4 separate regions of the Homo sapiens genome follow, and regions 2, 3 and 4 are each linked to region 1. The links are chromatin loops, found by intact Hi-C in ENCODE. Cell type or tissue: endothelial cell of umbilical vein. All regions are shown on one strand. Region 1 has its middle 110 kb from the start of NCOR2. Region 2 holds the start of LOC124903045 (a long non-coding RNA gene). Region 3 overlaps NCOR2 (nuclear receptor corepressor 2). Region 4 overlaps NCOR2 (nuclear receptor corepressor 2).

Region 1 (8,000 bases):
GTGTGTGCGTGTGTGTGTGTGTGTGGGCATGTGTGTGCAGGCGTGTGTGTGCGGGCATGTGTGTGGGGGCATGTGTGTGCATGTGTGTATGTGCGCATGCTCACCTGTGTGTCAGGGGTAGCCCTGTCTGAATGCAGCTGCCAAGGTCCTCACCTTTGGCGGGACATGTCCCCAAGCCCCTGCTCCCCAGGCACCGGAATCCCCAGGGCGCATGACACTGGCCACACCACAGCAGAGGCCAGCAGAGACCCCGGGGTCAGCCCTTGACGCTGAGCCTCTCTCCCTCCTACCGCTCTGAGGATTCCCACGCTGGGGCTTCCCCCAGCCTCTCCGCCACCTCGGGACAGAGGCAGGGAGGAGAGATCTGGGTGAGGTGGGGAGCAAGGGATAGGGGTAGTAAGAAACAGTCTGGCAGGGAGTTGGAAGTTCAAAGTTTGATTTGACTCCGTATTTACCCAAAGGAAATCCAACAGGGGGGAAATATACAGCTGGAACTGGAAGCGCCCAGTTTGCCGTCCCTGCAGGTTCCACGGTCTTTGCTCCTCTCTTCAGAGAGAAAAAGGCTGGGGGTTGCGCTCAAGCCCCCTGTAAGTCAGAACCAGGACACCCTAGCGGAAGAGGAGACCTGGAGGTCTCAGGGGTGTCTCCGTGCTTCCTTCTGCCCCGCGGCCCCAGCTACGTCTGATTCGCCTCCACTCACCCCGGGGGCCAGGACCATGCCTGCATTCAGTAGGCGCCCAGTGCATGCTCAGGGGACCTGAATGTTATCTGAGGGCCCCTGTAAAATGAAATACAAAAGAACTAGGGGAAGCAGAGGCCTTGCTCAGGCAGGTACATAACCTCTGGTGCCTCCATTTCCTTATCTGTAAAACAGGAGCAAAAGCGACGGAACCGCAGTATAGATGGGAGGAGCCTAGTGCTTATTCCCAAGGGGCTTAAAACAGCACCTGGCCTGCGTGAAGTACTTGTTCAGTCCAAGCTATCATCTGGGCACATCCCCTGACAGATGCTTGATCTTCACAGCAACCTATGTGCAGGTCCTTGTGAGCCCATTGTACTTATTTAAGAGACAGGGTCTCACTCTGTGGCCCAGGCTGGAGTACAGCGCCATGATCACCGCACTGCAGTCTTGACCTTCTGGGCTCAAGCGATCCTCCCACCTCAGTCTCCCAAGTACCTGGGACTACAGGCACACACCACCACGCCCGGCTAACGTTTTTATAATTTGTAGAGACCAGGTCTTGCTGTGTTGCCCAGGCTGGTCTCAAACTCCTGGCCTCAAGCAATCCTCCTGCCTCAGCCTCCCAAAGCTGTTTTGTTATTATTACTGTTCAGATGATGACACTGAGGCCCAGATAAATGAAGTAACTTGCTCAAGGCCACCCAGCTAGAAAGTGCCTGGGCTGGATTCAAGCCTGTCACCCCGCCCCTGCCTCCTAGACAGACAAATGGCTTAGACAAGAGGGCAGGGGCTTTCCTGGTGGGAGGGGGCTGACCTCGAGGACTCCCAGTTCAGACTGTGGGAGTCTCTTGATGCTAATCAGGCCCCCGGGGGTGGCCTTGAGGCCTCCCTGCACGGCCACCCTCAGAGAGCATAACTGAATGCTATGTGCTTTGAACCAGAAAATGCTCCCGGCTATAAATTAGGGGACCGCCCAAGGGCACAAGGCCCTGCGGCCACTTCTGCTGCCCTGGGCCAGGACGGTGGAGGCCCCACAGGCTCCTTGGACAGCTGGGAAGCCCGCTGGAGGCTGCTGCCATGGCGACGGTGCCGGCTGCCCTCACTCTGCGTGGGCCACATCCTGCCTTTCCCGGGCACGGAGTGGGCTGGGGCTCAGCCAGCCACCTCTCCCTCCTCTTCCTCCCTCCCCTGGGGTCATCTGGGGGTCCCAAGGGCTGCCCGCCCGTCTGCAGCCCAGCAGGGCAAAGCCAGCTCAAAGACGCCCCTCTCTTAATAATGACAAATGCCAGCTGACATGCATTGAGCACTTAGCCCCTTACAAGTATTGGTGGCTTAACTCATAATAGGTGAAAAGACTGAGGCCCACAGAGGCAGCATTGCTTGCCCAGGGTCACAGGACTAGGCAAGAGCAAAGATGGGGTTCCAAGCTGGGGTTTCTGACCCAAGAGCTCCATTGCAGAGTACAGTGCAATGGCAAAGACATGACCTCAGAAGCAAGACAAGCTGTGTGACCCTGGACAAGTTACCCAGCCTCTCTGGGCTTGGGTGTCCCCTTGGGCAAAATGGGATAAGAGTACCTGCTTCCTAGGGTCCTCAGGAGGATTCCATCTGTTAATGCATCGGGCAGGCACTGGGTCTTAGCCTCACTGTCTCCTAGAAACGGGTCCTGGGATGAGGTTTGTAGACCCGCGCTTCAGGGGAGGCTGCACAGGGGAGACAGGACAGGGCAGGGAAGGAAGCCAAGCCCAGGTGTCACTCGAGCCAATATCCCAGCCTCAGCCGGATCTGGGTCTGAGGAGCACCCAGTTCGTCCTGCCCCAAGGCAAGAGCTCAGACTCACAGTGGTCACCCAGGGGCTGTCCCAGGGAATCACAGCCACCAGGCGGGTCAGGCTCCCTGGACATGGGGCCAAAGCACCGCCAGAGCCCGGGAGCAGTGCCCAGAAGCGAGGTGAAAGTGCAGGCAGTTAGGAGCAAACTGGAGAGAAGGGACACAGAAGCGTCATTGAGAGGCCCGGAGCGTGTGGGGGTGGAATCCTGACAGTACTCCTCACACTGCCCGGGTTGCAGGTTGCTATTTTAGGGTTTATTGCCTACAAACTTCAACTCCACAACAAACCCATCTGACCAGTGGAGTTGCCCTTGTTTTACATGTGGAAGGCCAGTGGTTTGGCCAAAGCGACAGGGCTTGGGGCAGGGATCCAAATGTCTAGGCTCCAGGTCAGCTTTTCACTGCCCTTGCGGCGTGGTGGCTGCGTGCAGGGCCCGGAGGAGAGGGTGCTGACTTGCACAGGAGGCCATGAGCGGCTCCAGGGCCTGGGGCACCCGGAGCAGGTTGTAGCATTCAGGATGCCTGGGGTAGCAAGTTAGAGAAAAATCCCAATTCCAACTGCTTTCATGATGAACATGGATTCTCCCCATGAGAGGAGGTCCCGGAGCAAAGGAGCTGCAGGGCTGGGTGACTCAGCAGCTCATTGGTGGCATCTGCACCAGGCGCTTCCTCCTCTCTCTTCTGCCACCCCTCAGTGTTGGGACTCCCTTCATGGCCTCAAGATGGCTGCAGCAGATCTGGTCATCACATCCCAACAAGACAGAGTGCAGTCAAAGATAAGGCAGCCATCTCTTCCCCCCTTTTTGTTTTTTGTTTGTTTGTCTGTTTTGTTTTGTTTTGTTTTGTTTTTGAGACAGAGTCTTGCTCTGTCGCCCAGGCTGGAGGGCAGTGGCTCAATCTCGGCTCACGGCAACCTCCACCTCCTCAGCCTCCCTGCCTTCTCCTGCCTCAGCCTCCTGAGTAGCTGGGATTACAGGTGTGCACCACCACGCCCAGCTAATTTTTATATTTTTAGTAGAGGGGGGGGTTTCACCATGTTGCCCAGACTGGACTCGAACTTCTGACCTCAGGCAATGCGCTCAGCTCAACCTCCCAAAGTGCTGGGATTACAGGCGTGAGCCCCCGCACCCTGCCTGGTTCTCTCTTTTTTAAAAGCAGGTAGGCTGGGCATGGTGGCTCAGACCTGTAATCCCAGCACTTTGGGAGGCCAAGAAGGATGGATCGCTTGAACCCAGAAGTTCAAGATCAATCTGGGCAACATGGCGAAACCCCTCTCTACCAAAAGCGATACAAAAATTAGCCAGGAATGGTGCCACATACCTGTAGTCCCAGCTACTGGGGAGACCCTATCTTAGAAAAAAATAAATAAATAGGTAAGAGCAGGTAAGCATTCCCTGTAAATCCCCCAGCACAGTCCCCTCCACGCCACAGTGGCTAGGGTTAGGCCACGTGAATATCTAGGAAGGGGGATGGGGTGGCCATGACGCTTAGCCCAGGGTCAGCAAACGGTGGTTCACGGGCCCCAAGCCTGTTTGTTTTTGTAAATAAAGATTGATTGGTGCCCAGCCACATCCTTTTTTTTTTTTTTTTTTTTTTTGAGATTGAGTCTCGCTCTTTTGCCAGGCTGGAGGGCAGTGGCGTGATCTTGGCTCACTGCAACCTCTGCCTCGTATGTTCAAGCGATTCTCCTGCCTCAGCGTCCTGAGTGGCTGGGATTACAGGCACAAACAACCATGCCCAGCTAATTTTTAATTTTTTTGTAGAGATGAGGATCTTGCTATGTTACCAAGGCTGGTCTTGAACTCCTGGGCTCAAGCGATCCTCCTGCCTCAGCCTCCCAAGCTGCACACCCTTTTTTTTAATATCGTCTGTGGTTGCTTTTGTGTGACAAAAGCAGAACTGAGGAGTTACCGCAGAGACGCCCAAGAAGCCTAGAAGAGTGACTCAACCCTTTACAGAGAAAGAGTTTGCTGACCCCTGGCTAGACTAACCGGGATCTACCCCTGACCCGGATTGAGTCATTTCCCCTGAGGGATGAATGAACACTATGACAGTCTGTGAGCCCCATAGAAGTGGGGGTGGGGGCTGGCCTGGCCGCTGCCAGTCGTCCTTCAAAGCTTTGCTACTCAAAGCGTAGCCCCCAGGCCAGCAGCATCCGCCGGGCATGGGAGCCAGGTCTTGGGTCCCACCCCAGACCTATGAAATCAGAACCTGCATCCTAACCAGACCCCCAGGGAACGTCACCCACTAAATGCAGCGCGTTTGCTTCTCAGGCTGTTGTAACAAGGTACCACGAAGCGGGTGGCTTAAAACCACAGGTCTGGAGGCCAGAAGCCTGCAATCCAGGTGCCAGCAGGGCCCTGCTCCCTCCAAAGCCCCTGGGGCAGGATTCTTCCCTGCCTCTTCCAGCTCCTGGTGGCTCTTGCGACCCTTGGCCTTCCTGGCTTTGCAGATCGGTCACTCCAGCCTTTCCTCTGCCTCCACGTTGTTTGTGCGTATCTCCCCTTTTCCTGTGAGGGCTTCAGTCATCTTGGACGCGAGTCCACCCTGATGACCTCATCTCAGCTTGATCACATCTGCAAAGATCCTATTTCCAAATAAAGTCACATCCACAGCTGCCAGGGGTTAGGACCCGGACATGTGTTTTCGGGAAACACAACCCCACCTGTGACCTGTGAGTAGTCCCAACACACACCACACATGGGTGAACTGCGACATACGTGCTTGTGCTTTTGGGAAGGACAGGGCTGGGGGAGGGGCAGCTCCAGCTTCCCTGCCTTCTCAGGCTCCCAGAGCTGCCCTCCTGGGAAACAGCACGCTGGAAGCTTCATGAACATAGCTGGCCTCAGGCTGGCTCAGGGAGGTCATCTCTACCCCTCATCTCCCACCAGGCCTGAGCTGCTCCTGGGCCTCCCGGGTTGAACCGTGAGTGCCCTCAGCAGGTCTGGCACTGGGTGAGGCATGTCAGGCATCCCAGGTGCCCCTCTGCACTGGCACCCTGAGAGGGCTTGCCTTCTAACATTCGGTACCCTGAGCCCAGCACTGGGGCTCAGCCCACTTCTCATCTCCAAACCCTGCTCCGGGCCTGTGCTCCCCAGCTGTGGCCAAGTGACAGGTGGGCCCAGCTCCTGCACTGGCCGCATGAACAGAAGCACCGTCTTCTCAGTGAAATTAATAAATGCCCAGCAAGTGCACCCTGAGCAAACTTCCTTGCTTTGCACATAACTGGTGCTTAAAACTCACGTGCTCGGTGTACGAGGAAGTAAATGCCGGAAATCCAGATTCCCTACAGCGACTGACAAGGCCCAGCGTGATCTAGCCCACCCTCCTTACCAACCTTGTTCCCACCGTTTTCCTCCTAAACCTCTAGTTTCCAGCTCCATGCCAAGCCCACTACGGCCCCAGGGCATTTGCACCTGCTGTGCCCTCTGCTGGAAGGCTCCTCCCCACACACAAGCCCATGGCTGGTTCTCTAACTCGATTTCGATTTCTGTACAGATGATGTTACCTCTTCAGAGGTAAGCCCCACCCCCTCACCTCCTCACTTTCTATCAAATCAAACAATTTTAACAACTGCGTAGAACTCACAACTGCCTCCAATCCTCATGTTCATTTATTTATCTACCTGCCACGTCCTGAGTGTCTAGAATGGTGCCGGGCACACAGTAGGTGCGCAGTAAAAACATGCTACTGAACTGAGAGAGTCCTCTCCTCCATCCCCATCAGGCTGAGCTCTTAGTAAACACTCAGGAGCCTCCAGGCCCCTGTATTAAAGGCCTGACAAGCCTCGCCCTGCTGCGGAATTTTACAGATGGGGCTGTTTCTTTGTGTGTCAACAGAGTGCTTAATCTCTGCTCATAATGCCAGGCAGGAAGGAGCCTGCTTTGCTGAGGAACTTCTGTCTCAAAGCCGCCAGGTAACATGAGTGGGGCCTCTGGGGTCGGGAGCAGCATGTCTCCCCATCCTGGCCTTGATAAATGTCCAGGGGCCCTTCCAGCCTCCGCCAGGCAGCTGCCTCTGACCACAGCCTCCTCCGCAGAGCTGAGCTACCCACGTGTGCTCACTTCTAAACTGCAAGCCGGCCCCTGAGGGGGTGTGTGAGGAGTCAGGGTCTTAAAAACTTCCTGCATATTTTCCCTTCAGAAATAGCATCCTTAACTTTCTTTTTTTTTTCCTTATTAAAAATGTACTCATGTAATCCACATGCACTGGCTGTGAGAAATTCCAAAATGTCTTTTGGAGAGAGATCCTTGCCCCCTGAGGCTGTCCCCATTGCACAGATGATAAGCACAGTCAACGAGGCTGGGCGCCCGTACTTCCCAAACTTTGTGGGGCCCACAGCAACCCTCTGAGGCTTTTACTTTTATCATCCCCATTCCACAGACAGGGAAACTGAGACTCGGAGAGGGACAGGGCCAGCAGCCAGCACATGTTGGAGGGAGGTCAATCCACTGTGGCTTTGAGCAGAGTGGTCGCAGGACTACTATGCCATATCCCACCTCTTTGTAGAAGAGTTCTTGATTTCATTTTTAAATTTTTGTGTTGTTGTTTCTATTTTGTACCATTTTCTGTGTATCGTTCTGTGACTTGCTTTTTTCATTTAACATGTCTGAGACATCAATTCATGCTGGACACACATAAGTCACCTCATTTTTTTTTTTTTTGAGATGGAGTCTTGCTCTGTCACCTAGGCTGGAGTGCAATGACAGGATCTCAGCTCACTGCAACCTCTGTCTCCCAGGTTCAAGTGATTCTCCTGCCTCAGCCTCCTGAGTAGCTGGGACTACAGGCACACGCCACCATGCCTGGCTAATTTTTGTATTTTTGGTAGAGACAGGGTTTCCCCATGTTGGCCAGGCTGGTCTCGAACTTTTGACCTCAAGTGATCCGCCCTAGCCTTCCACAGTGCTGGGATTACAGGCGTGATCCACCGTGCCCAGCCAGTCACCTCATTCTTTTTAACGCCTGTTTCATAGCCCCTGACACACAGCACAGAGCCATTATAATTGTTGGAGTCAAAACGGTTCATATCTGATCATCTTGTATTCTCCGGACGTAATTCATTTTAATGTGCACTACAGTCTCTATGCGATGCAGTGAGCACTTTTGGGAAAACCAGTCGGACCTGGACTGGTTGGTCAGGAGAAGGTCTGAAGTGCCCTGTCAGGCCAAGTCTGAGACTGTGGTAGTAGAGGAAGTGAAAGCAGGCTCCAGCACTGAGGTCCAGAATGTTCCCAGCTCCAACGAGGCCATGAAGATAAAGCACTTCTTTTGTTGGCCATCTGCATATCCAAGAACTCCAGAGTATCCAACCTTCAAAGCACTGTGGCTCATTCCCTGAACAACGGTGCCAGGTAATTCACAAAGCAACCCTCTGCACACCACAGTTTGCTCCAGTCTCCAAAGCAAGTCCTACTCAGAGTCTCCCCCGAGCAGACGAAGAGAAGCCAGACCTCTCTCCACTTCAGGCAGTGGATGCTTTTTGGGG
Region 2 (8,000 bases), 61 kb after region 1:
GATAGCACAGGAAGCCAAACTGCATCAGAATTCCCAGCTAAGGCCAAGAAGCCAAGCAGGCCTCAGCCTTGCCATTTCCTAGCTGTGTGCCCTTGGGCAAGTGACTTCACTTCTCTGGGCCTCAGTTTCCCCATCTGTACAATGGGAACAGTAACACCTCAAAGATCATGGTGAAGGCTAAATGGAGGCAATGAAGGGAGCCAGCTAGCCACTCGGAGGCCCATTTCCCATGGGCAGGAAGTTAGCATGAGGGTGGTTGGGAGGATGACACCCCACTCCCGGGATGTGTGGGAATGAAGTTGTCTGGTAACCAGTGTGCGGCCAGGGTCATCTCACAAACTCTCTACTCTAGATCCAGCTTCCACAGAAAGTTCCAGGACATGAGCTGTCACTAACCCTTCCCTGGCTGCCACCCAACAGCAAGGTGGCCTTCCCCTGTACCTCCCAAGGGTCCGAGGCCGTCCCCAGGCCCCTGCTCAGGACCACATGCTGGCCAGGCCCCGGCTGTTTCCCGCTGCTGTGGGAAGACGAGACAGGCGAGATGACAGGAAGGCCTTTTCTATCCAAAGTGTAATCAGACACCCCGCGTACCTGCTCCCACCTCACTATGAGGAGAGGCCAATGAGTAATAAGATCTGACGTTTCTGGAGCATTGCTACGTGCCAGATGTGTTCTAGCACTTTCTATCAACTTATTTCATCCTCAGAACAACCCTGTGCAGTAAATACTATTATCATCGCCATTTTACAGATTAAGAAACCAAGGCTCAGAGAGGTTAAGTAACTTGCCCAGGGTCACACAGCTAATAGGTAGTGGAGCTGGGCTTCGCACCCACCTGATTTGACTTTCTGCCATTTGCAGCCAGTCAGTCCTGATTAATGTGTCATGTGACCCTGGGCACCTGCTCTGAACCAAACTGGAAGGCGAGCTGGCCGAGAAGCCCCTTCCTTCTCAACAAACGGGTCAAAGCTCCAGTGCTCCTACTCCGACAGAAACCCCGACAAATGGAGATGGCGGTGGCCAGGGTCAGCAAGAGAAGCAGGCGGCCTGGGTTGGGGGCCCCGGGACCACACACGGAAGGCGCCGCGTTGCCTTCTCACCCGGCACCAGCAGCCCCAGGCAGCTTAACCCAGGAGGTCACGCGTCTCTTTTGAAGTCTGAGTCACAGGACGAAGATTCCATTTAACGCCCCGATAAAGCAAAACCACTGAGAAAACAAACGAGAGGCTGCCCAGGCATGAAAACGCCCACCCTCCGGGAGCCCCGGGCTAGCTGCACGGCAACGGGGCTCGTTCCAAGCCAGCCTGTCGCTCAAGAATGATCCCAGCCCAGGAAGATGCAAGGCCGTGACTATCAGCCCCATTTTACGGGTGCGGAAATGGAGGGCCAGAGAGGTTGCACCACCTACGCAAGGTCACACAGCCCATGAATGAGACCGGAAATGGCGAATAAAATTCAGGTCTCCTCATGCCCCCCAGTGCTCTTCCCTCCTTCCTCAGGGCCAGGTGAGAGTTCTCCCTCCCCTGCTGTAGAGAGCAGGTACTGTTTTGGGGTACACCGCATTCATTTCTCTTTTTTAAGAGACAGGGTCCCGCTCTGTTGCCCAGGCTGGAGTGCGGTCATGCAATCATAGCTCACCTCAGCCTGGAACTCTTGGGCTCAAGCAATCCTCCCACACTGGCCTGCTAAAGTGCTGAGATCACAGGCGTGCGCCACTGCATGCAGCCTCATTCCCCTTTTCAATGGGGGCATCACTCTGAATTTCCTCCACGCAGTCCAGGACAGTCAGGTGGCCTCCACCCCCTGAAAGGGCAGAGCCTGTGCCCCAGGCCTGGCCAGTCAGAGCACTGCTAGCCAGGTGACTGGCTCAGAGACGGGCATGCGACCCGAGCTGGTCCCATCAGAGGGAGGGCTAGGTAATTGTGCCAGAGTTACCAGGGAGGAAATATTCCATCTCCCCCTAGACTGGAACCAAGGGAGATGTGAGTTAACACAACACAAGTGTATTATTTTACAGTTCTAGAGGTCAGAAGGCCACAGCGGGCCTCACTGGACTAAAAGCAAGATGTTGGCAAGGCTGTGTTCCTTCTGGAAATTGCAGGGGAGCATCCATTCTCTGCCTTTTCCAGCTTCTAGAGGCTGCCCGCACTCCTAGGCTCATGGCCCCTTCCAGCAAAGCCATCACTCCTGCCTCTGCCTCTGCCTCTGCAGTCACAACTCCTCTCTCTGACTCATGCTCCTCTTTCACTGATAAGGAACCTTGTGATTACATCACCCTTATGATAATCCAGGAGAATCCCCCCATCTCAAGACGTGTAACGTCATTAGATCTGCAAGGTCCCTTTTGCCATGTCAGCTAACATATTCACATGTTTCCTGGGATTAGGACATGGACATCTTTGGGGGTGGTTATTTTGCCCACCATAGCAATCAGAACCATAGCAGGCAGGGTGCCAAGATGGAGAGGAAGTAAATCCTGGTGAATATTTTGAGCCCCCGGATCAAGCTGTACCTGAAGGTATGTACTTAACTTTTCAGTTATATCATGATGATTAAATTTCCTTTTTTCCCCTAAGCTAGTTGGAGGCTTTTGTTTTGCTTTGTTTTGTTTTACCTTTTGCAAACAGAGAGCCTGGCTGAATTAACTCCCAACCCATAAAGATTTCACCGTGAGAAATTACCAGCTTGCATGTGTCTCTCACATGAGGCTGAAATCTTGAGAGTAAAGACAACACCTCCTATAACTTTGTCTCATCAGCACCTAGCAAAGGAGGCACTGAGAAAATGTGTGTTGATTGAATAACAATTTGCTGATGGAATAAACACCCTCCTACATGCCCTCCCTCAGTGGCCATCACGAGAACAAGAGGGCAGAGAGAAGCCTTGGCAGGATTTCCCAGGGGTGAATGGCAGGCCAGTCATTTCCCTCTGGGGGTGGCGGCTTCCTCAGAGAGAGGCGACCCAGACAGAAGTCCTGGAGAAAGCCTGAGTTCCATGGGCAGTGAGTGGCCCTGCCACCCAGATCCAGCGCTTCCCAGTTGATCCCGGGACAGCAGCTGCAGCACTCTGCCGACAAATCTTTCTGAGTCATTTCTGGTCAGGAAGCAGCTCGCTGTCAGATGAAAGTCACAGCGGCTCCCTCCACACACCTGGAGGAGGCAGCAGCCTCCTCATTTTCCACAGCCGAAGAGCTCGGCGGCCATGGCCCTGCAAGGAGGGTTTTATGGGGCCAGGAGAGGAGTCAGAAGAGAAGCCTCCCAGGAGGACCCGCATGTCCTGGTCTTGGTCCCCAGAACTGAGCTATCATTTTACCCGATGACTAGGTCACTGCCATTCTTGTTCCCACGTGCGTCTGAGACACATGGTCCAAGGCAGGCTCCCTCCCTCTCTTCTGCGCCCCCCTCCCCAGACATACCTGCCTGTTCTTTTCTGATTTATCCTCTGTGGGCCCCCAGGGAAAGGCCTCATCCCTTGACAGATCCACGCTGAGCCCTGGTACAGCAGTGGGGCGGGCCTTTGCATATGCTGTTCCCTCTAGCTGGCACACTGTTCCCCACATGGTCTAAACTTTAGCTACTGTCACCCAGGGATGCTCAAAGACTGAACTGAAACATTGCTTTTTGTTCATGTACTCAACTGGCATTTATCATGATCATTGGTGATACGGATACAGCACTTACAATGTGCCAGACTCTGTTTCATCTATTACAGATACACATAACAACTTATTTAGTCTTCACCAAAAGGCTAAGAGGTGGGGAAATTGAGGCACGGGTAGTAAGTGACAGACCCAGAATTTGGACCCAGACAGAGCTGCCCCCAGGGACTGGGCGCTCAACCCTTGGGCCACACCATGCTCGACAGATTTCCTGGACTCCTGGACTTTAGCCAAGTCCCCCTGCTGTGCCCCCACCCCCAACTGCCTACCAGACCCCGTGAGCAGGGGCAGGGGCTGCTTCGTTCACCTGTGACCCCCAGCACCCTCACTGAATGGTACATCAATAAATAAATGAATGAATTGCAACCAAGCCTTGTGACCTTGGGCACTTAACAGTCCTGTGCCTCAGTTTCCCCTCTGTGGAATAGGGACAATAATGGTATCGACTCTGACAAAAGGGGAGTCCTGACAAGGAATTTGAATGAGAAGGAATTTCCTGATAAGGAATTTGAATGAGAGATGGGGGGATCTCAAAATACACCAGTGATTTCAGTCACACTGCTCCACAGAGGCCCAGGCATGAGTGACGTTATATAAATATTTAATAACTTGATGGTCTGGGCTCCCATCCAATGGAATGAAACCTGGATGTAAACACCGGGCACAGTGTCCTTATGTGGATCGGTGTGTCTGACCCCTGGGCACCCGCTGGGGGTGCAGCTCCACCAGGCCCAGTGCTCTGGAGCTCCCGCAGACGCCACCTGCCACCACGCATAAGCCAAGGTGAACAGGCAGCCGCAGGAAGGGCGTCCAGATGGGTGAGTCGCTGGGACCCTTTGCAGACTCCCGAGGGGCGGTGGAGCCCACAGAAAATGCAGTGGGGCTGCAGAGCCTGGACTCCCCACCCAGGCCAGATGTCCTCAGCTCAAGACCCACCAGGCGCTTCCTCCCCGCTGGTCTACAGTGCCTGAAACGTGGGCCTCCCCGACGCGGGCAGTGGGTCTGTTGGAGTGGCCAGAAGGGTCCTGTTAGGGAACCTGTGGATGGCTCAGGATTTTAGAATACTCCGAGCCTGGGGTGCCCAGAGAGCGGACCTTCGGAACCCACATGAGTGTCTCTGCTTGTGACTCCCGGCAGCTCCTTAATCCTAAAGAAGCCAGATCCGAATCTTGCCAAATTGTAGCCAGGAGTTCTCGAGCAGCCGGAGAGCGATGGATTTCCACCGGCAGAGGAAAGATCCAGCTTTAGGAGCAGAATCACACCTGCCAGCTGGCCCTAGCAAGCTGTGGTCTCTGGGAGGCCAGGGACGAGAGCCCACTCCCTCCTCCGTTCATGGCTCAGGGTCGTGGCCAGAGCCTGCCTGTGTAGAGGCGACTCCAGCAGCCCCCAGCCCCGCCCAGCTCTGCCCACACAGCTGCAAGGCCAGCATCCTGCCCTTTGTCAAGTTCACCACAGTCATGTCCCACCCCCCATTCGCTGAAATCAGCCCCAAATTGCCTGGAAACCCAGACCCCGCACCCCCTCCCCAGCTTTCCTTCTTCATGGAGTTTCTATTTCAGAACAAGGAAACAGATACCCCCAAAACAATTAAAGAAATAAATCTATAATTACAAATTGTACTACGTGCCATGGGGAGAAATGGCAAGCAAAGGAGATGGGCTACTTTTAAGGATGAGTTTTGACACCAAAATAGTTCCAGGATATTTCCTGGGTTTGTGAGAACAAGGGTTTTTATCCCACGAAAGAGAGAACAAAGAAAGGAAAGAGGGAGGGAAAAGAAAAGGAAAGAAAGAGAGGGGAGAAGAAAGGGAGGGAGAGAAGTCAGGAAAGAGAAAAGGGCCACTGATTCCCCAGAACCATGGCCTCATCCAGGGGCCATTACAACGCAGCCATGAGACAAATCCAGCCAGTAGCAAAGGAGAAGAGTTCGCAGCCTGCACACTAGGAATAATTTTTACATTTTTAAAATTTTTATATATTTATTCATTTATTTGAGACAGGGTCTTGCTCTGTTGCCCAGGCTGGAGTGCAGTGGCCCAATCACAGCTCACTGCAGCCTTGAACTCCTGGGCTCAAGCAATCCTCCCACCTCAGCCTCCCGAGTAGCTGGGTCTACAAGTGCATGCCACCACACCCGGCTAATTTTTTTTTAAACACTGGGTCTCACTACGTTGCCCAGGATGGTCTCAAACTCCTGGCCTCAAGTGATCCTCCTGCATAGGCCTCCCAAAGCAATGGGATGACAGGCATGAGCCACCGCACCTGGTCATTCTTTACATTTTTAAGGAGTTTTTACAAACAAAACAAAAAATAACAAAGAATGCACAACAGAGGCCTCATGACGCACAAAGCCTAGAATATTGACTATCTGGCCCTTGACAGAGCACGCTTGCCATCTCCGAATCCCGCCACTGACTCCTGCCTGGGCCAGCCGTGAAAAGCAGAAAGAAGGGACAGATCAGACGGCCGAGAATTTTCCATTTCTGCCCACGAGGCCAAGCACCATCCATCACAAACCTCTAAACGCCGAGGCCTGGAAGGTTAAGTGATTTCTGCTCCAGCTCAGTGAGGCGAGGTCAGGGGCCGGCCAGAGAATGGATGTCCTCATGCACCAAAGAGAAAGGAGTCATTGCCCAGCCTCTACCATTAGCCATTGCTCATCGGCTGTTTAGGAAGCAGGGGCATTAATTTTGCTTGTTCCACGCGTGGTGTTTTATGAAATAAGGGGAGAGAAAAGGCCTATTTGTCAGTCAGGGCTCCTGGCTTCAAGTGACAAAATTCCCAATTCAAAGTGGCTGAAGCGACGGAGAGAGTTTATCGGCTCATGTTACTGAAAAGTCCAGGGGTTGGGTGAGTTTCAGGCACAGCTGGATCCAGGGGCTCACAATGGCACCACCAGGACTCATTCTCTCCATTCCTCTGGGTGTTGTTGTTGTTGTTGTTTTGGGTTTTTTTAGATGGAGTCTCGCTTTTGTTGCCCAGGCTAGAGTGCATTGGCATAGTCTTGGCTCACTGCAACCTCTGCCTTCCGGGTTCAAGCAATTCTCCTGCCTCAGCCTCCCTTGTATTTTTTGGTAGAGACAGGGTCTCGAACTCCTGACCTCAGGTGATCTGCCCACCTTGGCCTCCCAAAGTGCTGAGATTACAAGCATGAGACACCACGCCTGGCCCTCTGGGTTGGTTTTATTCTCAGGCAGGCTCTCCCGTCCTAAGGTAAGAATCTCACTGATACCCGACTACATCATGTGACCCTCCTTTGGACCAATGACTGCTGTCAGAGGATGGGATGACCTGATTGGCCAAGCCTTGGTCATGTGCTCCTCCAGGAGCCAGGGAGGCGGGGTCAGCCCCACCTGAACTACAGATGATGAGAGAAAAGAAGAAAGCTGTTTTCCTCAACGAGATCCGGGGCGCCATTACCAGGAGGAACAGATGCTGAGTTGGTAAAAGCAACAGCTGTCCCCAACAGAAGCAAACTCCTATTTCCCAGGCCCCTTGGCTAAGTCTCACCACCACCCATTTTACAGCTGAGTAAACTGAGGTCTTGGAGGTGAAGTCAGTCTCCTTCTTTGGTGATGCAGTCGGCACCCCAGTCCCAATCTAGGTCTGATTCATGCTCAGGCTGTTCACATTGACCAGCGTGCATCTCTAATCCTGCCCTCCAAGAAGCCTGCACACAGTTGGTGTGCAATAAATGCACAGCACATCAAATTGTTGTTAAGAGTCTGCCCCTGCCCACTGGACCATAAGATGCCTGAGGGCAGAGACCATGTCTGTCCTGTTCACTGTGGCACCCCAACACCCAGAGCGTAGTAGGTGCCCCCCCCAACGCTTGGTAAATGAATGAATGACTCCCTGGCGTATAGTACGCGCTCCACAAATACTGGACAAACATGTATCTCTGTGGATGCTCCACAAATACCTGCTAAGTGAATGCAAGTCTGTCTAGGGCCTCACGCACAGTAGGTACTCCACAAACAGTGGTAAATGAACAGATTCTTAGTGCCTGCACATAGTGGGTGCTTAGTAAATATTTAGTGAATCAATGAGTGGATCTCGATGGGAACCAAGCTGCCTGGATGCTCAAATATTTCCAGATCATTAACAAGATAGAGAGAGGAGAGAGATTAGGGGGCTGGTGGGGGAGGAATGAATGAGTGAAAGAATGAATGAAGGAAGGAAGGAATGACAGAAACCTTTGCTGGACTTTAGTGCTCAGACAAGGATCCACAGTCCTTGCGGCTCCACAGCGAGAATCAAGGCTGCCTGGAAGGAAGACCCAGTTTTGGAAAGGGCGCTGGGTCTTTGTGAGCTAGGAGAGGGGGCGGCGGGGCTGGCAGCA
Region 3 (8,000 bases), 160 kb before region 1:
CCCCCATCTCTCCAGACCCTAAGCTACGACCCATGCCCACGGGACACAAGCCTCCACCACGCCACTCTGATGACAGGAACACCCTTACAGCAGCTCAGTCATGAGGCCCCCACAGGCCCTGCAGGCACCACGTGTCCCCCAGCCTGGGATGCTCTGGAGCCCTCTGTGATCCTGAGGCACAAAGCAAACTCTGCCTGGACCCCCTGGGATGTCCAAGGGACCAAGCTCAGTTACAGGCCAGCTTCATGGGGGAGTCCTCTACTAAAAATACAAACATTAGCTGGGCTTGATGGCATGCGCCTGTAGTCCCAGCAACTTGGGAGGCTGTGACAGGAGAATCGCTTGAACTCAGGAGGCAGTGGTTGCAGTGAGCTGAGATCGTGCCACTGCACTGCACTCCAGCCTGGGTGACGGAGTGAGACTCGGTTTCAAAAAAGGAAAAAAAAAAAAAAATCAAGATCCCAGGATCCTGTGTGCCCTTCACCCAGCCTCCCCCAAGAATAACATCCTGAGACAAACCTGAGACAACGACAATTCATCATCCATATCATAACTAGGAAGGCAGCATGGATATAGCCAGCCGTATGCAGATTGCAGCAGTTTCCAATGCACTCACTTGTGTGAGTGTGTGTGTGCATGTGCGCATGTATCTGTGTGGGTGTCTGCATGTGAGTATGGGTGTGTGTGCACGACTGTGAGTGTGCATATGAGTGTGAGTGTGCATGTGAGTGTGAGTGTGCGAGTATGCGTGTGCATGTTCGTGTGACTGTGTGTATGGTGTGTATGTTCACAAGTGTGCGTGTGAGTATACATGTGGGTGTGTGCGTGAGTGTGCATGTATGTGTGTGCATGTGTGAGTGTGCGCGTATTTAGTTCTATGTGTTCTTATCACATGTGCAGACTCCAGTGATCACAACCAGTCCATGCTGAGCTGCCTCGTCACAAAGGCCCTGGTGCTGACTTCTGTTCTGAACCTCACCCAGGACTCTTCTCCACCGGGTAGGAAAATCGAGTCCCTGAGGACTTTGGCAAAGGTCAGGGGCAGCCACGACACAGCTCTGTGGCCAACCCAAGTGGACACCAAGGCCCTGGGGGTGACAAGGGGACATGGATGAGAACCCCCCCGCCTTCGGAGGCCATTCTCGAGGTCCCAGGAGAGGCCCCATGACAATGAGACAGCGGGCAGCTGGTGCGGGGGGCCTGGACGCCCGGGGAACTCCCCACTGGCTCCTGCTGGCCCAAGAGCGGAGGCCCTGAGCCAGTCACTGGCCCAGCATCCGGTGTCACTTACAAACACAGGACGGCTGCCACCTTCTGCAGGAGAACTGGCCCTCCCGCGCCAGTCCCCAGGCCACACCAGGCACTGTGGGGGGTGCCTGGCCCAGGGCTGGCACGGAGGGGCTCAGGCTGAGTGGGAGACGGGGCAGAACAGGCAGGCATGGGGGGAGACCTGGGGATCCCAAACAAAGGCAGAGCCTGGGAAGCACCCACTCGACCTACCTCCCATTATCTGGACCCAGGTTTCTACAAAACATGAGAGCTCTCTGCAAAGAAGAAAAGAAAAATGGACGGAACTCGAACTTAAATCCAACCTTGTGGTTACAATTACGGAGGCCCACCCAGGCCAGCACTGTGCGGGCCCCTTCAGGCTTCTCTCAGGCTCTCCCGAGACACACCGGCAGGCTGCAGTGCTACCACTGTGGTAAAGGACAAGGAAACTGAGGCTCTGTGGGATTCCGGGACTTGCCCAAGGTCACACCATCCTTGAGGGGTCGAGCCAGGACTGGAACCTCAGTCCGGCCACTACAACTTCATAAATACCATCGCCCTGAGATGCTGAAATCCCAGGGGCCCCCCACCCTCAGACCAGGTGCCGGTATTGTCAGCATCGAGAAAACAAAGTGCCAGTGAATTATCAACTGTGAGCCTATTATGAGCTAGAAGGCAGGTTTCATTCACTCCCTTAAGCCATACAGCCTATGAGGTGGGGAAAGATGCAACTTCCATTTGCCAGATGGGAAAACTGAGGCTCAGAGACAGTAAGTGACTTGCCCAAGGTCACACAGCCAGGAAGTGTCCAACCAGGACAGGAACCCAGGCAGTCTGCCCCGCGTTCCCCCTAAAACTGCAGCTCCTTCTCCCGTCAGTCCCATGCTTGTGTAGACCCCACTGTGCCCCATTTTACAGACGAGGAAACTGAGGTCTGCAAAGGGGAGGCAACACGCCCAAGGTCACACAGCATAGAGAGGACGGAGCCAGGACTCAAACCCAGGTCTGTGGCAAAGGAGCAACATTGCCTGGAAGCCCAGCCCCCTCCCTTCCCCAGCCTGGGCTCAGAGGTCCCCAGGAGCCATTCCCGCCACCTCCCTATGGCCGCGGCGCACCCAGACCTCAGGACAAATCACTCCCTCATCCCCCCGGTTTGCAACTAAAGGCTCCTTGTGAGCTCGGGAAGCCCTTCCAACTTTCCAGTGTTTATCCCGGCTCCTCGCTGCCAAGTCCCTGGGCAAGCCTGGGCCGGTGGCGCTGATTTCAAACCAGACATGGGCACCGAGCCAAGCGCCACCTCGGTGGGGAGCCGGGCGCCGGGGCCGGGCTGCAGCGCTGCCTGCACCTGGCTCTCCCCTGCCTGAGCCCACCGCGGAGCCCCAGGGCAGAGCCTCGGGAGCGCCCACGATCACATGCCCTCCTGAAGTCAACTCCGGGAACAGAAGCCCCCTGAGCCCCCAAGGCTCGCCATGCTCCCCCCCAGGGACGCCGGATGTGCACCAAGGAGAGGAGCACAGTGCCCACCCGGGTCCCCTCCCACGCGGGCCGGCCAAGAAGCCTCACCCCGGCCTGCCCGGCCAGCGCCTCCGAGCGCTCTTTTCCGTGACTGCAGCAACTTCGTCCGATGAGACAGCCCTGCCCACCATCCCGCTGAGCTCAGGGCCGACAACACTGCGCTGCCAGGGGAGGGTCCAGCTGCCCCCATTGGCTGACCTGCGGCCGGCCACTCAGCCCCCAGCCCTGGCCACCACCTCCAGCGACAGAACTGGGGCTCTTTCCAGATGAATTCCTCGGCCCCCAATCAGCGCCCCTGCATAGAGCCTGCAGGCCACAGCCCCCCACCCCAGTCTGCGCCCACCTCCCCCGGCCGGGGTGACCCAGCCACACTGCACCTCCCTGCCCACTCCAAGCCCGGCGACTTCTCTTACCCGAGCACATGACCAACCTCGCTCACGTCAGCTCCAAACACAACTTGAAGTAACTCTCTCACAAGAAAAAAAAAGAAAAAGAAAAAAAGTGCCAGCCAGCGGGCCAGCAGAGTCCACACACACAGGCTGTGCTGCCGGCTTCCAGGAGGCACACCACAGCCAACATCAGACCCATCCTTCCTCCAGGATGACACCCGCAGAGGGGCGGCCCCAGAGGGCGGCCTCACCTTCCCGCGAGACTACGACTCCCATCCCGGCCCTGGAGGCCCTGCAGGGCCAGGCCAGGCCCCCCAGGCTCCCAGCCCGATGCCCCCCAAACCCGGGCAGGCCAAGGCCCACCGGCGACAAGTGCGGGGCCGCCTGACCCCACGGCTGGGCCGTGAACGAGACGTCGGGCCTCCAGCGATCCGTTCTCGCCTCTGCCACTCTGGGCCTATAAACACAGGGAATTACATAAGTCCACTCCTCTTGTTTGGAAGCCAAAAGTACGAGCTTTTTCTCCCAGCCTTGGCAGTAAGTAATAATTCCTCATCGCCATGGTAACCCTGGCGGGCTTCCAGCCGACACTCGGGAGCTGAAACACTGTGAGGCCTTTTTATAGCTCGGCTCTTCGCTCGCTGGCAGGCGAAAGAGAGCTCCAGCCCCGCTTCTCCCACTTTAACCCGCTTCCTCCCAGCCCGGACTGTCCAGCTTCGAGCCGCACCTGCACCTCCAACCTGAGCGTAGCTCTGGCGCCTTGGCTCCGGCCTGGTTCCGAACCCAGGCCTCGGCCCATCCCTCCCCCGTCCTCTGTCCCGAGGGCCAGATGGCCAGAGGAGCAGGCTCTCCCTTGCAAATATTTCTGTCCTCCTTTTAATCCTAGGAAAAGAAAGCGTGACCCCCTCACACTGGCATTCTGATCTGGGGTCATCTCGGTGACAGGCCTAGAAAAGAAGACGTGGCCAAATAATACACACACACACACACACACACACACACACACACACACACACAGGCCAACAATGATGGCTTGGTAGTCAGCCAGGAGTCTGAACCTTGGCTGCAATTAGCTGTGTGACTCAGAGACAAGTCTGAGCTTCTCTGGGTGTCAACTTTCCATCCGTAGAAGGGGCAGGCTGAGCTCTGCTTCTCCAAGTGCTCTGGAAAGCAGAGATGAGGCGCCAGAGGAAGCTGCTGGAGCTCCCAGGAGGCAGAGGAGGCTCCACCAGGGTCTCCAGATTCACTTCCCTGCCCCTAGCAGCCAAGAGTTGGGCCTAAGAATGTGTCCCTGGACAGCAGCCCACATGATGACAAGGGTCTGGGGGTGCAGATGTGAGGAAGGCACCCCTGGCAGAAGCATGGCAGATGTGAAGGTCTGGAGGCTGGACCACGCGGGTGTGTTGTCAAAGCAGAGAGAAGGCTGGTGTGGCCGGGGCGCAGGGGCGAGGCGGGGAGAGTTTGACGATGAGGTCAGGGAGCTAATAGGAGTGGAGGGGAAGTGGTCAGATGGACTCTGGGCCTGGCCTTCAACTCCAGCAATAACATTGTCATCCTTTTTACTCTCAGGAGCATCTTGAGAGTAATAATATTAATAACAATAACAGTGGCCACACACACCGAGCCCAGCAGCTCGGACTGTGTGCCCAGCACTGTGCTAAGCGGGTCCCCTGGTTCACCAGCTGGCCTCACACCACCGCGGCATAGGCAGGTATGCCCCTGAGCCGCCACACACAGACAGAGCAGGAGGCTGGCCCAGAGAGGGTAGGTGACTTGCCCAAGGTCAACAGCTAGTGGCTGAGCTGGGACTTGAACTGGGCAAGCCTGGCTTGTCTCCGCTATCCACGTGGTAATTCAGCCACAAGGAGTCACAGGAGGGTTTCAGGACTAAGACCAGATTTGCCTGTGACAGGGGCCCGTGGCCACTGGACTGGCAGGGGGCCCAGACTGGCCACGAGGGGATGAGCATAGTGGCTGCGGAGGCCCCTGGAAGCCAGATGTCTCCTGTGAACAGCTGGCCCTCTAGCCTTCCCCAGGAAACACCCCTGGGGGGTTTCCGTAGACCTGCCCCAAAGCCAAAGGTGGGATTCTGCTACTCTTACGCCTTCTTTTATAGGTAGGGAAACTGAGGCACAGGAAGGCACGGGCATATTTTTAGCCCAAAGATCCAGCACCATCTTCCCGCCCAGACCGTCGCCAAGACCAGGCGGGACCATGACACCCAGGCCAAACTGGCCCCATGCAAACACCACCAGGAAGCGGTGCCTGAGAGCGGCCGAGTCAGGCCTCACCACCTCCTTCTGTTCATTTTTGTTTGTTTTGGACACAGACCTGCATCCAGACCTTCGCCAAAGGCTGGCCCTGGAATCCACGGTAACTCCTCCCACCCCCTCAGAGCGACTGTGTGCTATGGGCAGGTTTGACACTGGGCATGTCTCTTCACGGCCACTCGTTCTGCTTCCTGTGTCTTCCCCGCCAGACACTCCGCAGCAAATTGTTTGTTGAGTGACTTAATGAAGACCACAAATCATCAAACACCAGAAACAGCCACAGGCAGCAGCCCCCAGACAGAGCCTGTGGCCAAAACCAAACTCATATTCAGAATAAGCCAGTGTCTGGTTATCTGCTCAGCAAAAGAACTCCCCATCACGCAAGCCTTCGACGGCGACCACCCCTCCATACTTCGAAAAAGCATCCCCTGGCCAAAATCTGCCGACAGGCCGCTTCCTGGAGCCCGTCTGCTGAGCAGAGCTTTGACGGTGGGAAAGATCGGTGAAGACCCCCCAGAATATGATTCACCGCAGGCCACAGGGGCCAGGACAGTGGGCCAAAGGGGGTCTGGAAAGGGGCAGGGGGACCTTAAGCTGAGTGGCCCCAGGCAAGGCCCCCAGCCTCTCGAGGCATCAGAAGGCTCAGCTGGCGAATGGGGGAGCTCCTGCCTGCTGCCTCTCTCGCAACCCAGGTCAACAGAAACTACATGTGTGGGGCCCAGGGGGGAGGTGGGGGCCAGAACTCTGAGGACCAGATCCAGACCCACAGCCGCAGCTACGCTTCAGCATCCGGCTCCAGCTGGAAGAGACCCCCACTCACTTCCTCCCCACACACTGCTGCTTCCTGGCCAGGCACAGATACGAGTGGAGCAGGGTGGGGGCAGGAGAAAGAGACAGCACCGTGAGCCAGACACGTCTGGCTATCTGCACCTCCTCAATCCCGGGCCCCAGGGCTCCGTGACCTGGGCAGCCTCAGTTTCCTCATCTGAAAAGCCACTTAGATATCAAATGGTTCTATTGATGTATGCCACACAATGGAATTCCGCCATATAAAGGAATGAAGGACTCACACCATTCAACACGGATCAACCTCAAACACATTGTGCGGAGTGAAAGAAGCCAAAACCCACAGTGCATGATTCCGTCCAGGAGAAATACCCAAAATAGGTAAGTCCACAGAGGCAGAAGGCAGATTGGTAGCTGCCAGGGGCTGCGGGAGGCGGCAACGTGAAGTGACCCCACCGGTACAGGGTTCCTTTTGGGGTGATGAGGACATTTTTTGGATAGAAGGGGTGGGTGCTCAACATTGTGATTGTACTAAGAACTCATGAACTGTTCATGTTAAAATGGTAAATTATATGTGATGTGAATTTCACCTCAACTGAAAATAAATAGGCCGGGCGCAGTGGATCGCTTGAGGCCAGGAGCTCAAGACCAGCCTGGCTATCATGGCAAAACCCCATCTCTACTAAAAATACAAAATTCAGTCAGGTGTGGTGGCGCATACCCGTAATTCCAGCTACTCAGGAGGCTGAGGTAAGAGAATTGCTTGAACCAGGAGGCAGAGGCTGCAGTGAGCCAAGATCATGCCACTGCACTCCAGCCTGGGCAACAGAGCAAGGCCGCATCTCAAATAAACAAATAAATAAACAAAAAGATGGTGTTGCTGAATGCACACCACTCCAGCCCAGTTTACCGACTTCCTGAAAGCTGGGTCCAACTCCCAGCAGGTAGGAGTTCCTCACCCAGGCCTGGAGCTATCAGACATTCGAGAAGCATCTGCTGAGCCCCTACTGTATGTGCTGAGCACTGGAAATATGGCAGTGAACAAGACAAAATTACATTTTACATTTTAATTTTAAAATACATGAGTGATTAAAATAAAGTTCACAACTGTATTCGTTTCCTGTGGCTGCTATAACAAATTATTACAAATTGGGTGGCTGAAACCAGCGACCTATCCTCTCACAGTTCTGGAGGCCAGAAATCCAAGCTCAAGGTGTCACCAGGGCCACACACCCTCCAAAGACTCTGCAGGGGGAGCCTTCTCTGTGTCTTCCAGTTCCCAGTGGCTCCTGGCGTTCCTTCCGTCTTCACGTGGACTTCTCTGCTGTGTGTCTTCTCTTAGAACACTTGTCATTGGATTTAGGGCCCATCCTATTCCAGGATGATCCCATCTTGAGACCCTTACCTTAGTGACATCTGCGAAGACCTGTGGTCCAAATAAGGCCAAGGTCATATTCACAGTTTCCAAGTGTACCTATGTTTCATGGGCCATGACTCAACCCACTACCAAAGCCAAGACCTCAAAGTGGCAGCAGTCGCATGCCCGGAAACACCTTTGGTGCCCCTTTCCTTTCCCGCTAGTTCCAGAAAACTGGCTGGAAGCTGCAGAGGAGAGCTCCAGGGATCTCCGGGATGGCCCCAGGGCCCCCCTATAGCCGACAGAGCTGGAAACAGACCTGAGAGATCCCACAGCCACCCTCTCCGGCCTGAGCCTGCTAAAAACTGGCCCCAAGGAACCCAAATCCCCTTCCCTGTGGCAGGCATCCATGAG
Region 4 (8,000 bases), 210 kb before region 1:
TGCCGCTTCCATCAATCCTGCCTCCTCTCCACCTTGTGAATGAGCCATCTACATCTCTATTGGAAGCAGCCTTCTACCTTTCCCCAGTCGACCTAGCTCAAGGCCCGTCTCCTCTATGAAGCCCATCCTGACTGTTCCCCAGTGTCCTGAATTCCTACGGTACCAGCAACCTGTGCTGCACAAATGCCCCTTATGTATCCACACATCGCTAGCGCTGCCTCTGTGTATGTTTTATCCAGATTCCAAGTGCGTGCCTTGTCCCGGAACCAACAGGCTCCTACCTCGTGCCCACCACCTTTGAAGATCAAAGGAGACGCCAGTCCCCTCTCTGGGACTTGGCCTGTGCCATGCCCCCTCACCCTAACGCCCTCCTTCCGGCCCACCCGCTGCCTCCAAGAAGCCTTTCCCAGCACCCACTTCCAGGTCACGCTTCTGCCCTCCTGGGCCCAGGCCACCCCGTCTGCTCCTGCTCTCAGGCTGCAGCCACCCTGATGGCTGCCCTGCCATCTGTGCACACCTGCCCGGCCCCCACCCACGCAGGCAGCTCCCAGGAGGCGGGGAGGCGGGAAAAGCCTCGCTCAGCGGGTGCCTCACCAATGTGCTCCGAATGGATAATGAGCCAGACTCCAGCACTCAGAACTGCCAGGCGGGCCCTGCCCGGCAGGGAAGCTGCGTTTTCCGGCTGGCTCGAAAAACAGACCCTTGTCCTCCATCTCTCCAGGAACCAGCAGGGAAGGAAGGCGGATTAAAATTTAATCCTACTGATCCCCCAAGGGGCGGTAAGTCCTGGCTGCTCCTGCCAAAGGCGGCTGGGGGCCTCCCGCACATTAGGCTGCAGGCTTTGGAGGCTCAGAGACTCAGCCCGGGCGGAGGATCCCCACCAGCCCCCACGCCCCCAAACCAGAGGCCTCTTCCACAGGCCAGAGCTGGCCACCCGCCTCCATCTCCCCTCCCTTCCTGCCGCCTGAATATTTGCACAATAATTATTTAATGTGCATCTGCCGTGTGGTGAGCACTGTTTTAGGTGCTGGAGATGCCACTGGAAATAAAAGTGGGCAGGAATAAAATCCCTGCCCTTACGGAGTTTCCATTCATAATAAACAGAATAAATAAGTAAAACAGAAATCATGTCCCATGGGGACAAGGGCTAAGGAGAATCAGAAGCCACAAAGGAGGAAAACGGGTGTCATCCTGAAAACTCCTTTTCCTGAAAAAAGGGTTTTCAGTATTAAGTAGAGGGTTGAAACGGGTCTTGCTGAGAAGGGGCCACTTCAGCAAAGAGGGAAGTGACAGTATGAGCCTTGCAAGGAGAGGAGCTCCAGGCAGAGGGCCAAGGCACTGCAGCAATGTGCTGGGCCACTGACCTGGCCTCCACAGCTGCTGGAGAGAACCGTGTCTGCTCTCCACCGAGGATCAGAGAGGGCAGGTAGAGGTGACACTCTCAGGAGCCCTGCCCATGTCCCCTCCACTTTGGGCTCCTGGAGCCATCTCAATCTTGGCTCCAAGTCCCAGGCTCAAAGCTCACTTGCTCTGCAATCTCAGGGAGGTCTCCTTCCCTCTCTGAGCTTTGGTTTCTTGATGAGCAAAATTGAGAGAATAACAGTAGTTCTACTAAATGCAAATAGTATTCTATTAAATGCACAAGGTAAACAAACACAAGAAGAAATGAGAGCTATGATAATGACAATTAATAGCACCAGCTGGCACTTCTTTGGTGCCAGACACTGTCTGTCCTAAGGGCACTAGGAAATTACCCCTTTAGTCCCCACACCAACTGTACTAGGTGATGCCGTCGTTGTCATTGTTTTAAAGCTGTGGAGCATGAGGCACAGGAAGGTTTAAGTACAACGCTCCAGGGTCACAGAGCCAGGAAGTGGGAGAAATGGGATTTGAACCCAGGATGGCTGGCTGAAGGATGTGTGGCCCCTTGGCTCTCCTATGACTGTTACTAGTGGTGCTTGGGGTGAGGGGTCAGGGTGTGGGAGAGTGAGCCGGGCACACAGTTCCCAGGCCCCAAACAGGCTTGTCTCATTCTGCATGACATCGCTGTTTCTAGAGGTGGAGGCATAGCCAAACAGGTTGATCCAGTAGTTCCCTGCCTCAGGCTGCCACTGCAGGCACCCACCACGTGACTCGAGGCCTCCCCACCCCCACCTCAACTCTGAGCACTGATTGGCCAAGGAAGATATTACAGAAAAGGCAGCTGGGAAGGGTGGCTGGGACTACAGGCAGGAGGGGAACCAGAGAAGCCAAGGCAGGGAGAGGAGGTTCCTCATCTGTCATGCTTCACAAGGACCAGTCCCTCTCTGGGCCTCAGTTTCCTCATCCAGAAAATAAGGGAGGGGATCAACATCCACAGATCCTGAGTACATTTAGAAAAAGTACACTGTAAATCATTAAAGCCCAGCTGGTAGTGGCTTGACTGGGAAGATGGGGAGCTTACCACCTCACCAGACACAAGGTTCCACCTTGGGGGTGCACAGACCCTTAGGGTCCAGCCCCTGGAGACACTGCTCTGAGCATCCCAAGCCCCTCCAGCAAGACCAGACCCACTATAGCTGCCCCCAGTGGGATCTCCATGGGCCTCCACAGCCTGCTCCAGACTCTGTGTTTCAATCATCTCAAAGGCCCCTTCCAGGGCCCAGTGTCAGTGGAAGCCAGTGCTGAGAACTCAGGCCCTGTGGTCTGACAGCCCACAGGTTCAAATCCAGGTCCAATGCTTCCTAGCTGTGTGACTCTGGACAAGTCACTTAACCTCTCTGGGCCTTAGGAAAATGGAAATGACACCTGTACCTGCCCTTCCAGGACTGACAGGAGGGGCTGCTCCATGAAACCTCACTGCTGCGGTCATAATGTCATTATCTTTTGCCTTAAAGGGATTTCTTCTGCACCAGCACCTAAAGTGGCAGCCCCTTACCCTTGGCCATCAGCTGGACCCTGGTGCTCTCCTGGAGCCCAAAACCTCTGTTTTGTGTTGCATCCTGCTGACCAGCCACAGTCCACACCCATCTGAGTGTCTGAGCAGAACAGCCCAGAGGCCACACCAGGATGGCTTTCCACCGGTCACCTTCCCCCACCCACTCATAAACCCTGCGTCTCTGGGGGAGAGGGTGGCGAGGTCCCCTCCCCACATAGATGGAAACACTGAGGCCTGATTCATGGTGCCCCCTGTGAAGCGCCTCATGGCCAGCACCGGGGGGCAGCAGGCCAGGGCGGGGACACATACCCGGTTCTCGTCGTAGATGATCTGCACCAGGCTGCGGTGCTTCGACTCGATGGGCGGCGGTGACACGGGCTTCTCAGGCTCGGGCGGCTTGGCAGCCTCCTCCTCCAGCTGTTGCTGTGGGGAGAGGCAGAACGTGAGGGATGAGCACCCCAGCGGGCGGAAGGAGGGCTGCAGCCCCCAGGGCGCGGGGAGGCCCCCTTGCAGCCCGGGCCACGGCCGCGCACAGGAAGTCAGGCTGCTACACATTTCCTGTGAGTCACCCCAGGGACTCCGCACCCGGGAGAGGCCCCAGCTCCAGGGCCAGCTGCAGCCTCCAAGCTCCAAAGCCAGGTTCAAATCCTGCCTTCGTGACTTGCCAGCCAGGGAAGCACAGCCAAGCAGCCTCACCCTGCTAGCCCTCAGTTGCCCCATCAGTAAACGGGGCTGATTGCCGTGCCGCCATTCTGACTGTGGTGAGAACTGAATGAGTTACACAGGCAGGCACAGTCAGGCCTGCTGCGAGCCGGCATTATTACCCATTACGGTTCCTACAGGCAGCATCAGTGCTAGGAGAGGCTGTGCAGACTCCACAGCTGCACTGGTGAGACTGGAGCCCAACTCCCACTCCTACTTACTGCGTAGCCTTGAGAAGCTCCTGGACCTCTCTAAGCCTTACCTTCCTCTTCTGGAAAATGGGGATAAAAGAGTTACTACTCTAGAGAGCCGTTGTGAAGGTGAAATGAGCTCATGATGCGTGCAAAGCACGCAGCACCTGACACACAGGTGCTCCTCATCAACCCCATCATCCTCATCCTCATCACCCCCATCATCCTCATCCTCATCACCCCCATCATCCTCATCCTCACTACCCCCATCATCCTCATCCTCACTACCCCCATGATCCTCATCCTCATCACCCCCATCATCTTCATCCTCATCACCCTCATCATCCTCGTCATCCTCATGACCACCATCACCCTCATCCTCATCACCCCCATCATCCTCTTCCTCATCACCCCATCACCTGCATCCTCATCACCCTGCTCGTCCTCATCCTCATCACTGTCATCCTCATCACCCCCCTCATCTTCATCCCCATCACCCCCATTATCCTCATCCTCATCACCCCATCACCCTCATCCTCATCACCCTCATCCTCATCACCCCCATCATCCTCATCCTCATCACCCCATCATCCTCATTCTCATCACCCCCATCACCCTCATCCTCATCACCCCCATCATCCTCATCCTCATCACCCCCATCATCCTCATCCTCATCACCCCATCATCCTCATCCTCATCACCCCATCATCCTCATCCTCATCACCCCCATCACCCTCATCCTCATCACCCCCATCATCCTCATCCTCATCACCCCCATCACCCTCATCCTCATCACCCCCATCGTCCTCATCCTCATCACTGTCATCCTCATCCCTCCCCTCATCTTCATCCTCATTACCCCCCTCATCTTCATCATCTTCACCCCATCATCCTTATCTTCATCACCCCATCACCCTTATCATCCTCATGACCTCCATCATCCTTATCACCCTCATCATCCTCATCACCCTCATCCTCATCACCCCATCACCCTCATCTTCATCACCCCCATCACCCTCATCATCCTTATCCTCATCACCCCCATCATCCTCATCCTTATCACCCCCATCACCCTCATCCTCATCACCCCTTCATCCTCATCCTCATCACCCCCATCACCCTCATCCTCATCACCCTCTTCACCCTCATCCTCATCACCCTCATCCTTATCACCCCCCTCATCCTCATCACCCCCCTCATCCTCATCACCCCCTCATCCTCATCCTCATCACCCCATCATCCTCATCACCCTCATCCTCATCACGCCCATCACCCTCATCATCCTCATCACCCTCATCATCCTCATCCTCCTCACCCCCATCATCCTCATCCTTATCACCCCCATCACCCTCATCCTCATCACCCCTTCATCCTCATCCTCATCACCATCACCCTCATCCTCATCACCCTCTTCACCCTCATCCTCATCACCCTCATCCTTATCACCCCCCTCATCCTCATCACCCCCCTCATCCTCATCACCCCCCTCATCCTCATCCTCATCACCCCCATCATCCTCATCACCCTCATCCTCATCACGCCCATCACCCTCATCATCCTCATCACCCTCATCATCCTCATCCTCCTCACCCCCATCATCCTCATCCTCATCACCCCCATCATCCTCATCCTCATCACCCTCATCATCCTCATCCTCATCACCCCATCATCCTCATCCTCATCACCCCCATCATCCTCATCCTCATCACCCCCATCATCCTCATCCTCATCACCCCATCACCCTCATCCTCATCACCCCCATCATCCTCATCCTCATCACCCCATCACCCTCATCCTCATCACCCCCATCATCCTCATCCTCATCACCCCCATCACCCTCATCCTCATCACCCTCTTCACCCTCATCCTCATCACCCTCTTCACCCTCATCCTCATCACCCTCATCCTTATCACCCCCCTCATCCTCATCACCCCCCTCATCCTCATCACCCCCTCATCCTCATCCTCATCACCCCCATCATCCTCATCACCCTCATCCTCATCACGCCCATCACCCTCATCATCCTCATCACCCTCATCATCCTCATCCTCATCACCCCCATCATCCTCATCCTCATCACCCCATCATCCTCATCCTCATCACCCCATCATCCTCATACTCATCACCCCCATCATCCTCATCCTCATCACCCCATCATCCTCATCCTCATCACCCCCATCATCCTCATCACCCCCATCACCCTCATCCTCATCACCCCCATCACCCTCATCCTCATCACCCCCATCATCCTCATCCTCATCTGTCCATGTATGAACCCCCTCCTCCTAACACAGTTGGAAAGAGCATCCCATCATGCTGCCGTCTGCTTCATAGCAAGAGGGAGGCTGAAGACCAGAGGGTTTAGGGCACTGGCCCAAGGTCAGATGGAAGGCCAATGCCCCATTCTGCAATGTGACAGGGCATCACAAGTGAGATCAGAACATGGTTCTGCTCCACTTATGACGCTCGCACAGCCTGCACATTACCACAGAGCAGATCAGTATGAACCCAGAAAGGTGCCCAAGAAGAAGTGAACACAGGAAAAGCCAGAAAATCCAGGATGCTGGCTTTTACAGACTCCATCGCTGGCGGTTTGAGCAGAACTGCCTCAGTCCCACAGCGACCCCTGGTGGTCGCTTCAAGAAGGGCATCAAAATGCTCCCCCAAAGCACGGAACAAACAAAGCCAAGAAGGGGAAGAAGCCCACAGCCCCGAAAGGGTGGGCAGGAGGGAGGCTCCCTCCAGCCAGGGAAGGTGGCCCTTCCTCAGGTACTAGAGAAAATACTACCTGGGACACCTACAGAGACCCAGCTAAGAGGGTGACTAGCTCTGCTGGGCCTGGATTCAAGCCTGAGCCCCCCGCTCACCAGCTCTGCAGCCTCAGCCAGGGCCCTTCACCTCCCTGACCTCAGTGTCTACTTCAGCAGAACCTGTGGGTATATGCCTACCTCATAAGGTTGTTTGGAAGATCAAGGAGATAATGCTGAAAAAACTGCTGCACAGCAGTGACACGCTATAAAGGGCTCTCTAATGCAAATCAAAACCACAATGAGATACCGCTGTACAACCACTAGGATGGCTGGAATCAAAAACATTTTTTAAAGGAAGATAAAAAAGGGTTGGTGTGGCTAGGGACAGTGGCTCACACCTGAAATCCCAGCACTTTGAGAGGCCAAGGTGGGCAGATCACTCAAGACCAGCAGTTTGAGACCAGCTTGGGCAACATGGTGAAACCCCATCTCTACAAAAAACACAAAAATTAGCTCGGTGTGGTGATGCACACCTGTACTCCCAGCTACTCAGAAGGCTGAGGTAGAAGGATCGCTTGAGCCCAGGAGGTAGAGGCTCCAGTGAGCCAAGATGGCACCACTGCACTCCAGCCTGGGCAACAGAGTGAGAATCCATCTCAGAAAAAAAAAAAAAAAAAGCTGGGGGGCGGTCGGTGAGGATGTGGAAAACCAGGAAACCAGGAATCTTCATGCATTGCTGGTAAGAATGTAAAATGGGGCAGCTGATGTGGAAAACAGCCTGGAAAGTCATCAGCAAATTAAACCTAGAGTTACTGTACGACACGACCCAGCAATTCTGCTCCTAGGTATACACCCATGAGAACTGAAAACAGGTGTCCCAACAAAAACTTCAACACAAATGTTCAACAGCAGCACTATTCACAACAGCCACAGCCCAAATGGCCACAGATGATGAAATAAACAAAAGGAGGCATCTCCATACAACGGAATATGTTTCAGCCATAAAAAGGAATGAAGGATGGAGACAAGAGACAACATGATAAACTCCAAAACCATGACACTATGTGGAAGAAGCCAGAAAGGACGCATACTGTGTGATGCCCTATATAGGAAATGTCTAGAACAGGTCAGTCCATAGAGACAGAGAGTAGGGGAACGGGGAGTGGCTGCTTTAGCTCCTATGAGGCTTCCCTGTGGGTTGTTGAAATGGCTGGGAACCAGAGAGAGGTGACAGCTGCACAACACTGCAAATGTACGAAATGCCACTGAATTGTGCACTTTAAAATAATTATGCTTGAGAATTTCACTTTTAAAAAATGCCAAAGTGGAATTTAGAGGGGAAAAAACAAACAAACAAAAACCTAACCATTGAGGGCTGCCTTGAGCCACCTGGCTTCCAGCTGCAGTCACCAATGTGTGCCAGTGACCCGCAGCTTCAG

What was found. Peaks named below come from ENCODE experiments on the same cell type or tissue, not always from the same donor. Only the 100,000 strongest peaks of a DNase experiment are listed, where the experiment ranks them.
Region 2: it touches region 1 in a loop (6-fold over the local background); 30 of 110 quality-filtered maps call a loop at or near these places.
Region 3: it touches region 1 in a loop (6-fold over the local background); 13 of 110 quality-filtered maps call a loop at or near these places.
Region 4: a loop joins it to region 1, with 8 times the contacts of the local background. A loop is called at or near these places in 3 of 110 quality-filtered maps.

Annotation. Positions count from the first base shown.
Region 1 is chr12:124,677,042-124,685,041 of GRCh38, forward strand. No RefSeq gene overlaps it. Among named protein-coding and RNA genes, the nearest start is that of NCOR2, 110 kb to the left of the region's middle. RefSeq lists enhancers at 1-271, 4,311-4,380, 4,571-4,640, 7,767-8,000. In endothelial cell of umbilical vein, a CTCF peak has its summit at 4,505; DNase peaks (open chromatin) are centred at 4,520 and 5,080; H3K27ac peaks cover 3,059 bases.
Region 2 is chr12:124,737,913-124,745,912 of GRCh38, forward strand. It overlaps LOC124903045 (a long non-coding RNA gene), which reads left to right and starts at 4,392. Exons shown (of 2, transcript XR_007063509.1): 1 at 4,392-4,476; 2 at 4,796-5,275. RefSeq lists an enhancer at 7,020-7,069. In endothelial cell of umbilical vein, a CTCF peak has its summit at 3,151; DNase peaks (open chromatin) are centred at 1,165, 2,979 and 4,349; H3K27ac peaks cover 2,998 bases.
Region 3 is chr12:124,514,943-124,522,942 of GRCh38, forward strand. The region is part of intron 2 of NCOR2 (nuclear receptor corepressor 2); the gene reads right to left. It overlaps LOC105370047 (a long non-coding RNA gene), which reads left to right. Exons shown (of 3, transcript NR_188646.1): 2 at 901-999; 3 at 1,521-1,856. Among named protein-coding and RNA genes, the nearest start is that of NCOR2, 49 kb to the right of the region's middle. RefSeq lists an enhancer at 6,071-6,623. In endothelial cell of umbilical vein, no CTCF peak of the experiment used is centred here; DNase peaks (open chromatin) are centred at 2,509, 3,729, 4,249, 5,529 and 1 weaker place; H3K4me3 peaks cover 971 bases; H3K27ac peaks cover 4,834 bases.
Region 4 is chr12:124,462,947-124,470,946 of GRCh38, forward strand. It overlaps NCOR2 (nuclear receptor corepressor 2), which reads right to left. Exons shown (of 49, transcript NM_006312.6): 7 at 3,227-3,340. Among named protein-coding and RNA genes, the nearest start is that of NCOR2, 100 kb to the right of the region's middle. RefSeq lists enhancers at 1-218, 219-786, 3,168-3,237, 3,227-3,340 and a silencer at 3,338-3,547. In endothelial cell of umbilical vein, CTCF peaks have their summits at 3,383 and 6,452 (motif pointing left); a DNase peak (open chromatin) is centred at 3,475; H3K27ac peaks cover 1,252 bases.